2 separate regions of the Homo sapiens genome follow, and region 2 is linked to region 1. The links are chromatin loops, found by intact Hi-C in ENCODE. Cell type or tissue: K562. All regions are shown on one strand. Links, peaks and the distances in the headings refer to the core of each region. The heading gives the core; the rest is flanking DNA.

Region 1 (6,563 bases), core at 2,138-4,637:
GGCTTTTTAGGGTTATACTCCATGAATATCACCACCTCTTGGGATGGAAGTTCTCAGCTGGCACATTCCTTGCTCATCTCTGAAATACTGTTCTTTAATGTTCTTATTTAAGTTCTTAAATTGACGTATTTCCTCTGTTGAGATGCATTTTTTCCCTTTTCCATCCAAATGTTTCTGAAAACAGCACAATTCTTTATAAAGGAATATACATTCCTTTAAATACATCTTGTATTTAATGGGGGTAGTTTTTATCATTCCCTTCTCCTGTTCCAATAAAGAAAAGAGCTCTCACTGAATTGATAGGGATTCTATCCATCAGTCAAGGAAAAGAGGTGTAATGTGTATGTAGGAGAAGAGGCACTAAACCACTGTGCAGCTGAGGTCCGCGTGGGAAAGGTTTCTTCTCATGGATATTTGGGTAGTCGCCTTGATAGCCAGTGGACTGTGTGCTAAGGCCCTACCAGTTCCCTCATTTTCTCTCTCTGGTAAATGCTACTTTGTCCTGGCCCTGCGTTAGGTAGTAATCTCCAAGTCAAAGATGGGCAGTTGAATTTTACTGAAATTATTACAATGTTGATTAAAATTGTTAGCTCTCGAATTTGGAGAATTTGTTGAAGTTAAAATGGTGGGTAATTACATAAATGCTTAGGCACTACTTTTTCATTTCACTTTAAAACATGTCATCTCTCTTCCTTATGTGATTGCTCACACCATTATTTGACCCAAACAATTTAAGTTTTTTCCCACACAGGTTAGAAATTTAAGTTTTATCTGAATTTAGCTTTCTAGTTTCAATGCCCTTGAAATATAAGATTTTTTTTTTCTTTCCCAGGATGTTTTGACTCATGTTAGAACAATACCTTTTATCCCAGGCGCCAAAATATGGTACCTGTTACATGTTATAGAATTAGCCTCAACCACTGTTTCCTGTGAGATTTCACCTCAGCAGACGTCAGCCTCCATAACCACTGAGAGAACAAAAACAATAGTTTTGTTCACTAATACTCCTTTGCTTTTAGAGTATATTTTATGGTCCATTATTCAGGTTTTTTGGTTGGTATATTTTGCCTGTGGCTTAGTCAGATTTTCAGATTAACCCTTAGGTAAGTCTTTGCTAGAGACCACTTTCCCATAAGTTGACCTTTAGAATATCTGAAAGTACAGATTTAGTTTTGCTTAGTTTAACAGCAGACGAGTGTTAACTATTAATCTGCAGAAATAAATATTTCTAATACTAGCATAAATTTGGCTTCACTTCAGCATATAATAATAATAATAATAATACTTTTTATAAATATATATATGCCTTGTTTTCATTCCTGCAAATTCTAATTCAGTAAATCTGATAAGGGGGCCAGGTATGTGTACCTAAAAAGAAAAAACAAAAACAACCTACAACCCCAAAACCAAACAAACCAGACATAGAGAACAGTTAGGGGTGGAGCTGGGAAGAAATTGTGTGTGTGTGTGTGTGTGTGTGTGTGTGTGTGTGTGTGTGTGTATACTTCTATGTATATGATTTTTATATATGTATACATCTACTTGTATATATGTATACATCTACTTTTATATATGTATACATCCATTTTTATAGATGTATACATCTACTTTACATAATTTTAAAACAGTATTTGTTACTGCTTTTTAAACTTTATGGTATATTAGGAATATATCTTACATGGCAGAATTATATTCTTAAAGGATAAATTATATGTCTATTTATATGTATAATGTATACATATATTATGTAAATAAAATCTCCTACTATGGTAGGAAGTGTATAGTTGTGTTCACAGTTCCTGTTTCGTTTTCAGCTTGGACATTCGTAAGTTAGCTCAAGTCTGTAGCACAGTGTCACTTTGTCTGGGTCTCAGCTTGAATGGCCAACCAGGTGTCTATGTCACAAACATTATTTGACAATTACAGCTGTCTCTACTGCTGTCTTTGGAAAGTATAGATAATATCTTAGCCTTAATTTTTGTCTGCTGTCATTGCTTTATAAAACTAAAAATAACAACGAAGGTGGAACAAAAGAAAATTTTCGGAAAAGTATGTACTTTATGGTTGACGGAATTTCATTATCTTTTACCATGCTATTTTAGTAAACACATTTAGAAAACAGTTGTTGCTATTAAGGGTGTGGGACTTTGTCTCCCAGGGAGTAAGCTGCTAGCTACAAATAGAACACATTGAAAATCCAACTGGAGAGGCCCGGGTGCAGTGGTTCACGCCTGTAATCCCAGCACTTTGGAAGGCTGAGGTGGGCAGATCAGCTGAGGTCAGGAGATCGAGACCATCCTGGCTAACACGGTGAAACCCCGTCTCTATTAAAAATACAAAAAAATTAGCCAGGTGTGGTGGCGGGTGCCTGTAGTCCCAGCTACTTGGGAGGCTGAGGCAGGAGAATGGTGTGAACCTGGGAGGCGGAGCTTGCAGTGAGCCCAGATCACACCACTGCACACCAGCCTGGGAGACAGAGCGAGACTCCATCTCAAAAAAAAAAAAAAAATTCTAACTGGAATGATCACTGCTACTTATTAATTATATTTATTCTACATATTGTGTGTCAATTGACATATTAGCTGATTCAAACCAATATTCAGTTAAAAGAGGCCATTTTCTTGCTTTTTTTTTCCCCCTGTACATCTTTAATTCTAAAGATCAATATAGAAATGTAAGGAAAACTTAGGAAGATGTTAAAGAATCACCTACAGCAACAGTTTCTGTAGAACTCGATGGATTTTTTTGCTGGCCTGTGATAAAATGAGAAATATAAGGAAAATATAATGAGATTTTTATGAAGCTACATTTGTGAGCCTTCATTATGACATTCCTCCTGTTTTGTTGTTTAAAATGTGCTATTTTTTGAAAAACAGTAATGATAGTACAAGATAGTTTAACTTTTTTTGTCCTATCTTGGCAAAATAACAAATCGGTAGCCTATTTGATGTCCAGTTATGTGTGTGTGCATTTTAAGTGTGTTGCTCTGTGACATCCCAGCATCGGAAACTACTGATAGAAACTGGAAAAATAGTTACTATTGAAAATGGATGGTCTTTGATAGACTATCAGGCCCTTTATTTCTCTTGTTGCATAGTCTGCTTGGAATGGTGTACAGATTGTAGTGTGTTTATACCCTGTGTAGGGTCCCTTGTCTTACAGCTCTCGTCTCCAAGCTTTACTTTCCTGTTCCCAGCTTCCTGACCTCTAAGACAAGATTGTTGATCCTTTGTCTGGCAAGATCTGCATTATTGCTCTGTACCTTCTCGATTCCTGACTTCCATTTCCCTGCTTCATTGTATTTTACTGGATACCTTTCTGCCTAGCACTCCTCCTAGCTGTGTAGCCCAGTATTGGCTTGTCAACTGGTCTGTCCATTATGAAATCACCAAGAGATTTGTGTATTTATTGTTATTCTAATAGTATACAAGTCACTGTGTTAAATGCTATAGCAGATAGTAAATAAGGAAGATAATACCTGTTCCTTAAGAATATTGAGATAAGCATGCAACTAATCATGTATTCTTACACAGAATAAGTCAGTGTTTCTTAAGAGAAGTACAGAGTACAATTGGTGATAAAGGAAATTCAAATGCAATTGGAAGGATCTTTGACTTGGCTGGCTGTATAACTTTGAGCAAGTTTCTTGATCTTTTTGAGCCTCAGTTTCCTCTACGGAAGAATAATAATGCTTATATCAAGATTGCTGTGAGGGTAAATGAAACAATTAATGTAAAATGCATAACTGAGTTTCTGGCAAGCATTTGGCAGCTGTCTTTTACTATCACTGGCCACTTCTCCCCTCAAACTATTTTAAAGATTGTGATGATTTTTTACAGGGATTGAGAGGTGATAAGTATAATTCTTTCAAGTAAAGTGAATAACAAAAAAAGGTACAGAGTTAAAATATGCTGGAACAACATTTTGGAGCAAAGGATGTAGCTGATGGGAATAGAGTAAGAGCAAATACAGCTGCAATTGTGTTTCAATTTAGTACACATATTTTAATGCAGGGGAAACTAACTCCGAAAGTTCACAATTGAAGATAGAGACAGGAGAGACGATTGAGTCAGTCACCCAAGTGGAGGGATTTCATTTTAGGCAAGAGGAGTTTTGGGCACAGGAAGCTTAAAGAAGGTAGGGTTTTGGAAGTATATTCAGCTAATTTTTCAACTATGTCATTTTTCCATTGCTTGTTGAGAATTTTGATCTTGACAAACAGGTATTATGTTATCATTTGAAGATCTTATCAGATTCTGTTGGTATGAGTATCTCCTGTATTCGTTTGAAAGATCAAAAAGTAATTTTCCTGGAAAAACAGTTAAACCAAGATGAGGGCTCACAGTAGGCTATATTTAACAATGAAGTCTGGCACAGCCTACATTGTGTGAACTTTTGGTTTCTTGGGTTTTTGTTTTTTCTTCACTTGATGGTGTTTCAGTTTGGAAGAATGTGGCTAGACCACAGTATGGCTTTTCCAAGATTTAGTTCTTGTTAAGGGCTTATTATTTTGTAACATTGGTTTTTTGTTTTTGTGGAGACAAGGTCTCACTATGTTGCTCAGGCTGGTCTCGAATTCCTGAGCTCAAGCAACCCTCTTGCCTCAGCCTCCCAAAGTGCTAGGATCACAGGCGTGAGCCACCATGCCTGGCCATTTTGTAACATTTGAAGCTTTGAGAAAGATCATACTCTATCAATTTATGAAAAACAAATCATGATTAAATTATGTGAGTGGAATGGAAAGTGGAGGCTGTGAGTATTAATGCTTGAGTCCAAATGGTTTTTGCATATTCAGGTTATCTTTGACCTGAAGCAGAGAAAACCAGAAGACTGTGTCACATTAGTCACCTTTTTTCCCCCATTAAAAAAAGATACCAGTATGAGTGACTTTTTAAGAGTATAACTCTGATTTTTAAATTATTTCAGAACTTGTAATATCTAAAGATGCTCTTTACAAAAAAAGAATAGGTATGTTAAAACTTTTAGTTTTCACTTGCTTTATGTGGTTTGGATATTAAGTTGACCATTATGTGTTTACACCCTTTGAAGTATTTTAATTTGTGAAAATTCATTGTTATTTCATTTGTTTAGTCTATGTAATTTAAAAATATTCTACCATAGGTGTTTCTTAAGACTTCAGGGTTGAACTGGGCGTGATGGCTCACGCCTGTCATCCCAACCCTTTGGGAGGCTGAGACAGGAGGATAACTTGAGGGACCCAGCCTGGGTAACATAGTGAGACCCTGTCTTTACAAAAAAAACCTTTTTTACAAAAATAAAAATAATAAAAAATAAAACTCTCCTGGGTTATACTGCCAGATTAAATACTTAAGCTCTCTCTGCTTTTGAGGGTTTTAGTCATTCTTGGTCTCTGGCCATGTAACAACCTGTGCAAAGATTAGTAGGTATTGTGTGCTAGCTTTATCCTTGCATCAGGACAGTCTAGGCCTATTTGGATTTTGCATCTTCCTTGTAGTTCAACAGCCATCTCATTTTGGTTTTGGCTTTCTGCAGTCAACCTTCAAAGATCTTTTGTTTTCTGACAGTTGAAGAAACTGGCTCAGTGTTCTTTCTCCTAGACAATTATTTAATTGTTTACAGATAACTGAAACTATCTTCTAAAGGTTTCTATTGTGAATTTCTTTATTTTATAGGAAGCTTCTTATGTTGAAATGATTGGTCAACATAATTCTTGGTGATTAGAAAAACTGTTTTTCAACCAAATAGCATCAAAATGCTTATTCTTTCTTTTCTGATTTTACACTGCATGGCTTTTTTCTGTGTATTATAACAAATCTCTTCTTTTTAAAGCTAAGACAATAGCAAATTAGATGCTTGAGTTGGTACTGTTATAGCAAGTTTAAAGAAACGTACTCTTGTACCCTATAAATATATACACTTACTATGTACCCACAAAAATTAAAAATAAACATACAAGCAGTCAAAAAAATGTGCTCTTAAGAAATTTTTACTTTCTTAAGATAATATACAGTATTATTTTGATAACTGTGGATAGGATGAACCCGTCTTATACAATAAAGAGTTTAGAACTTCAAAACTATCATGTTGGCTGGGTGTGGTGGCTCACGCCTGTAATCCCAGCACTTTGGGAGGCCAAGGCGGGTGGATCACCTGAGGCTGGGAGTTCGAGACCAGCCTGACCAACATGGAGAAACCCTGTCTCTACTAAAAATACAAAATTAGCCAGGCGTAGTGGCAGGTACCTGTAGTCCCAGCTACTCGGGAGCCTGAGGCAGGAGAATCGCTTGAACCCGGGAGGCAGAGGTTGCAGTGAGCCGAGATCACGACATTGCACTTCAGTCTGGGCAACAGGAACGAAACTCCGTCTCAAAAACAAACAAACAAAAAATCAAAAAATTATCATGTCAACAACTATAATTAACCCCAAGGGAACAATTTAACACAGAGTTTTTTGAATTCTTCATGTAATATTCTTAGTTGCTTATTTTGAGCATTATAAATGTTTCAGAATATCACTTTGTTTATTTAAACTTTTTGGTACAGTTTCATGAGTGATTTTCCGTGGGGAATACATTTCCATC
Region 2 (6,563 bases), core at 1,992-4,491, 260 kb before region 1:
TGAGGCATCCAAAATGAAGAAAAATCCCTTATTTGGCTTCTAGATCTAAAATGATATTCTAATCTATGCAGGTTGGTTCAAGAGCACTTTACCCCTGTTGGAGGCAGCCAGGTTAGCTTTATTGAATGTAAATCTCTGACTTCTCCCAAGATACCCATGAAAGCAACTAAATTCATTGGTTATTAGGCAGCAAGAGTAAGTTCAATTTTCTCTACACTTGTGACAATTAGAGGTTGGTTCTAGCCTGTCTAATGCTTAAGTTTCAAGGCTACCTGTATTTGAGAGCTGTTTTGGGGAGATAACCTTGTAACACATACATTTTAATGAGTACATTACTTTTACCACCTGCTGAAGTCGACTTGGAGTGACTACTGACCTGAAGTGAATGCCTGTGTTCAATATTAATATGGCATGTCTGGATCCAGACAGCAATCTTTCATTTTGACATGCACATAGTCAAAGTAAATTAATGTTTAAAACCCAAACACTTTAAGTTCAGCCAGTGTGTGCATTCCATAATAATCCTTCAGAAGCAGTTTACATAGAAATGCTGAGTGCTTTCTTATACTTTATTTATCATATGTATTGGGTCCACATTGCAGTACTTATAACGAGATTTATCCAGTGCTGTTTTTGTTCCTTGTTTTGTGGAGGCTAAAGAAGTTAATTTATTTCAGGATTTAGTCTCTGCATATTTTAAGCAAAATTATACTTAAAAATCTTCATGTGCCTGGCAAGATAGTAGTCTAATTTCAGTTATATTATTTTTAGATGGAAAAAAAAAATCAAGCTAATTGCATACTTTATTTCTGCTCAAATGATCACCAATTTTTGAAAGTATAGTAGTAGTTTAAAAAAAGAAAAAAACTAGGCCCAGATATAGTGTATGTTTGTGACTACATGTAACAAGGATATTGCTGATTTTCCTTTTCTCTCATACATACCATTTTCTAGTCTTGCTTTTATTGGTTAGAAAACATTCATGGCAGATGTAGTAATGGGGAAATTATATTAACATTTAAGTATTAAATTAGCTTGTAGCCAGAGTCTCCTTCTAATATGATGACATTTAGCAAGTTCAGGATTTTAAGGACCATGTTGCGCAACTCATTGTTACACATTTCCTGTTTGCCTTTTTTGAAAAAGTATCTGAGATCTGTTTTTTCAGATTGGAAATTTCCATTGTGGATTTCAATGTTGTTGTTGTCATTTTACCTTGCTGGTCAGTGTTTGTTATTTATGTATTAAGAATATGTAGTATAGTGACCATAATGAGAATAGTAGGTGATTGGAGTTGTATGCAAATGACAGTTTTCATAACACTTTTGCAGTTTAATTTCAACAAAAACCTCAAGTTATATTTATTAGCAAACATATTTCAGCTAAGGAGTTTTTTATGCTCCAAAAAGATGGCAGATGGAAATGAACCTAATATGTGTTCAAAGAAAGTATGCTGCATTTATTTCAAATTGTATCTGATACATCAGCATGATGATTTATATGTTGTCTTAGAATTAAAGTAGATGCCATACTTTTACTGTAAAAGTCAAAATTAGATTTCTTCTATATTTGACAGAATTTATTTTCTGTTCATAAATAAATATAGTATTTGGTTTAGGATGTAGAACATCAAATAACAACTGTTAGATTATGCTTAATATATTTATCATTTTCTGAATTTTGGATGTTCTTAACATCAGAAAAATATGTCCTTTACCCATACAGTGACTTTAGATTGGATTTGGAAGCATTGTACAGAGAAGACCTATTGTTCCTATTGAATAAGGATGCCGTACAGAGATGAGCTTTTTGACCCACTGCTCTTCCAGTAGTAATGGATTTGCACTAATTTGAGCAGAGTATGCCACTTGGTCCTGTTTTTCAGTTGTCCTGTGTGATGGCTGGCTAGCAAAATCAAACATCTGCATTTTGACTGTGGAAGGCAGTATAACTAGCTGGCTCATACTGGTTCAAATTTGCAACACTGATATGGTTAGTATTATGGTGTCACTACCTGAATTAAGTAGTTGTGGCTAAATTGTTTATATTATATGAACATATTCGTTATTATTCTGCATGGAGAATTTTTGTCCTCATGGATTGTTTCATAAAGTGTTTTATTAGCTTGGATTAATTGGAAAATAAGCTTTTTAATATGGACCTCTCCCCTAGTCAGAGACTTTGCAAATGATTTCTACAAAAATAAACTATAAAATAGATGATATAATGGGGCCTATTATTCCTGATTTGATTTTAATTTGCTTCCTTTTATAATTTTTCCACAATAAAACAGAGCCTCTCAGAAAGTAAAAGGATGTAATCCTAGCTCAGATGGTATAGGGTCCTTATGTCTTGAGCTATTATGATGGAAGGTACCCCTATACCTCCACTGATAGAAATATGATGGGCAGACATTTTCTTTGGTGAAAAGTAGTTCATAGTTTACTGTGATATCCACTCCTTGGACTTACTTTAGAGGACTGTTTACTGAGGGCAAAATATGTGCATGATTACATATAATCAAGGTTAATTTTTATCAAGGGTCACCATGTTTTTGCTATGGTCTGACAATCATGACCTACATTAAAAGAGCCCTGTGGGTCTGTCTGGTGTATTTTTGCTTGATGTCTGGGTAGTTTATTTCAGATGCTTGTCAGTTTCATTATATATTTTTGTTTGGGGCTCTTGCTGGATTTTCAGGTACACCATAAAAACAGTTCTCTTTGCAGTTAGATTGTCATGAAATAGCTTCTGTTTTATGGTATGAAAACACTCTTTAATCTTGAAGGGTGAGTAATTTTGGGAACATTTTCCATTTGGTGGTGTGTTATGTTCAAATGGTAGGTTATTTTGAAATAGGATAGACTTTGCAGCTAAGATTCCAGATTTAGTTCAGTTAATTCATTCTTTAGTGAGTTTTTCTTGGGAAAATATTTTGGAATTTTCATTTCAAATGCATCCTCCTCATTTAAGAAAAATCCAGATGAGTAGTTTATTTCACAATATAATAACTAAATAGGATTTATAAAGCAGAAATTTATAAATCCTTTCTTTTGCTGGGACAAAGGCAATGGTGAAAATTAAAAAAAAATAAAGTTAGGACATTTAGGTAACTCAAAGACAGAACTTAATGGCTGTTAAGATTGGAGTATTTGGTTTTGTAGTTTTTAAACCATATTTAATTTTGGCCATATCTATCTTATTTAGTAGTTTAAAGGATAAACAGTTCAAACAGTAAGAAAAAAGCAGTTTGTGTTTTGTCAGTTTTCAACTTTAGATATCAGTAAATCATTGCTGTAGCTTTCTTTATCTTTTGTTTGCACAAAAAACCTGTTAGAATTATGTCTGCGGGGACCATCTGCTGTGGTTCCCAGTCTTGTCAGTGTGATAAGGGATAAGCTGTATAAACAGGGGCACCACAAAAAAAAAAAAAAAAAAAAAGAAAGCAAACTGCTTTTAGAAGGGAAAAAGTATCCATTTAATTTTATAACATAGCCACAGAAATTCATATGATTTTTCTCATAATCTATCAGAATTGAGGTTGTAATATATTTTTTCAGAAACCACAGGTCCAAGTTATTTCTATGGTTTATCTTCACATTAATATTATATCTTTTTGATTACAGGGTTTCTATTTTGGAGGTCATAGCTTTTAAAAGTTCTTCGAAAATATTTCAGTATAGCACTTGACATTGCAATATTTTTCACATTGTCTGCTTAGTTTCTGGATCTTTTTTTCCCTAGCCATTAATTTTTCTTTCAGTTGAATCCTCAGAAATCATCCTTTTCCTGTTTCATTTGCAAGGAGGTCATGATGCTTCGTAAGGAACAAGGCAGTCATTTCCATGGCAACACACTCTATCAAAACATCACAAATCTGTCGTGCCCCTTACCTTTAAACTCTCAAATGCTAAGAGGAGGAGGTGTGTAAGGAGCAGCATTGTTCTTACAGCATAACTATACGATCACAAGGAGAGGGAAGTCAATTAATTGACTCAAAAGTACCTTAAGTTGACTTAGCTATAGACATATATATGTAAGGAATTTATCTTTTATATTGTATTAAACAGTGTTTTGAGGATGGAAAAATGAACATTCCAAAACTCTGATTTAAAGATCTTATTTAGTGTCTGTGAGAACTGTAAAAGAAGAATAAATAGCTGAGTTATGTCATACATGTAAACATGTTACACAGTTACTCCAGTCATGAGAAGTCTACCTTTGCCTGGAGGCCCCAGCACATGTCTCTGTCAGTCATTTTGGCTTAAGCTAGGATATTTTCAGCATGATAGTGACACCTATCTTTTAAACAAGTTCCAGAATTTTGTCAATTTTCTTTTTCTTTTTAACCATTAAGAGGAGGTGTTAGCAAGATGGCGTGACTCCTGGATATGGAATAGGAGAACAATTGGTGTTTCATCATTACTGAAAATTTTATGCTCTTTGAAATCAGGTATGAAGTATAATAAAAATCAACAGTTTTATGAGATTTTGTGGTAAAGCAATTCTTATTTTATTAACTTCAAGTCTTCTGCATTTTCAGCATTTCATTTTATTCTGTAGCATTTTTACTCCTGGGTAATGCATTTATTTGTGTGACCTGTGAAGATGGTAAATTTTGCAATGCTTAGCGCCTTCTGTTTCCCCATGTTCCTTGTAGCAAACTCTATGCTAGTCCTTATCATAGAACCTACCTATTGTACTTTAGGAGTCAGCTCACAGGACTGACACCTCCCACTTGACTGTAGCCACCTTGGAGGCAGGAGCTTGCTTTTCTCTGTGTGTGGCGTGGAGCAGGTGTTCAATAATGTTTGTTGAGAGAACAGTGGTCAGAATGAATGGAATTAGTTGTTTGTGATAATGTTTATTTTCTCTATATGGCACAGGTATATATATATTTTAATTTTTTACTGTGTATGTCTAAAATGAGGTTGAAATATGTTCTCCATACCCATTTTGTATTTAACAATTTTTTTGTAGTGTATTTTGAAATCTTGGTAGGCTATTTCCTTTTGCCTTTTCAGGCCTCCATACACTCCTATTACAAGAGGACTTCTGTCTCTGTTCCACATTTCCCTTCGTTGTTGGCGACCTAACCTTGGTGACCGCAAGCGATCGGTTGTGAGAGAAAGAGCTGTAAGTGGGGAAGGCTTTCCGAGTCTATAGGTACTACCTGGTGGCAGTATTAACACATTTTATTATGAACTATTTGACAGAGAAAAGGATTAAGAGAATAAGGACCAGTTATATATCACCTACTCAGATTTAGAAATGAAACATTACTGATATAGCTGCAGCCCTCCATGTAGGGGGCGGGGGTTAGGTGGGAGTATATTTTTCATTTTCACTTTGTACCTTTTTGCTCTACAAAAGCTTCAGACTTCAAAAGAAATCTTTCCTTGCTCTGTGCTTTCATAGTACTACCCCAGGCCTAAGTGTATTATTGAACCTGCCAGTGTATTATAACCATCTGTTCAGATGTCTGTCACCTCTACCAGGCTGTACTTCATCTTTGTATTTTCAGTACCGTACATAATAGCTAGAATGGAATAGGTGCTCAGTAAGTGCTTGTTGTGTGAATGACTGAATGAATGAATAGGTACAATTCTTTTCTCAAAATACCATGTTAATGTAGGATTCTGTTTAGCAAAACTATTTCCTTGTCTAGCCCATAGTTACAGGGCCTTGGTGCTCTGATTTGAACAAATTGAATTAAACATAAAATCCTGTAGAACAGATGCATTTACAAGTCTCTGCTCACACAGCTGCTGGTCTATTTAATAAAAACATTGCTGTTTTGATTGGGTATTCATAGCCTTTCTTTTTGTTAACTCTATTAGTATCATGGTATAAGCAGACTACAGTCTAGGGAAGATGAGTGGAAGAATGAGCCAGTGATCAGAACTCAGAGAGACAATAGGAGATGGATGTCAAGAAGATGGATGGGGAAAATGTTTTAGTCTTAGGTGTAGTTACAATAAAAAGAACAAATACATGTATTTGTCTTCCCTGGACTATATGTCATAAATCTCTGACTCCATATTTCTTATGCAGTTATTGTAACCTTCCTTCCCCTAAACCACCTAAGTATGTATAACATTCCTACTCTAAATTACAAAAAATCGATACTGATGCATTTGCTTTTTAAATTTTTAAAAATTCAGGTATAATTTATATCCAATAAAATGCATAGATCTTAAGCATTCAGTTGAGTGAATTTTTTTTCCCATTTATGCACCTATGTAAACACTACCCCAAACAAGGTAGGGGATATTTCCATCACCCCAGAAAAATTTTTCCTACCTCTCTCCCATCAACCCTCCTTTTCCCTTCCCCTCCCCTCTGCAGCAGCCACTTTCTGATTCTGATTTCACTTGTTCTTGGGAGTCATATGAATGGACTCATAGTATGTACTTTTATGTCTGGCTTCTTTTATTCAAGATACTGTTTTTGGATTCATCCATGTTGTTGCATGTATAAATTCGATTTGCTTCTAGCAACAGAAATGTGTATACTAGCAATCAAATACAAATTTACTTTTACCTTAAAGTTGAGAGATTGAG

Evidence for each region. A loop is a pair of places that touch in the nucleus more often than their neighbours do. Peaks named below come from ENCODE experiments on the same cell type or tissue, not always from the same donor. Only the 100,000 strongest peaks of a DNase experiment are listed, where the experiment ranks them.
Region 2: a loop joins it to region 1, with 2.7 times the contacts of the local background. A loop is called at or near these places in 1 of 110 quality-filtered maps.

What each region holds. Positions count from the first base shown.
Region 1 is chr6:20,836,482-20,843,044 of GRCh38, forward strand. The region is part of intron 8 of CDKAL1 (CDKAL1 threonylcarbamoyladenosine tRNA methylthiotransferase); the gene reads left to right. Among named protein-coding and RNA genes, the nearest start is that of CDKAL1, 310 kb to the left of the region's middle. In K562, for the core only: a CTCF peak has its summit at 3,328; no DNase peak of the experiment used is centred there.
Region 2 is chr6:20,572,022-20,578,584 of GRCh38, forward strand. All of the region lies in intron 4 of CDKAL1 (CDKAL1 threonylcarbamoyladenosine tRNA methylthiotransferase), which reads left to right. LOC124901273 (a long non-coding RNA gene) reads left to right here and starts at 1,783. Exons shown (of 2, transcript XR_007059491.1): 1 at 1,783-1,992; 2 at 4,358-4,489. In K562, for the core only: no CTCF peak of the experiment used is centred there; a DNase peak (open chromatin) is centred at 3,370.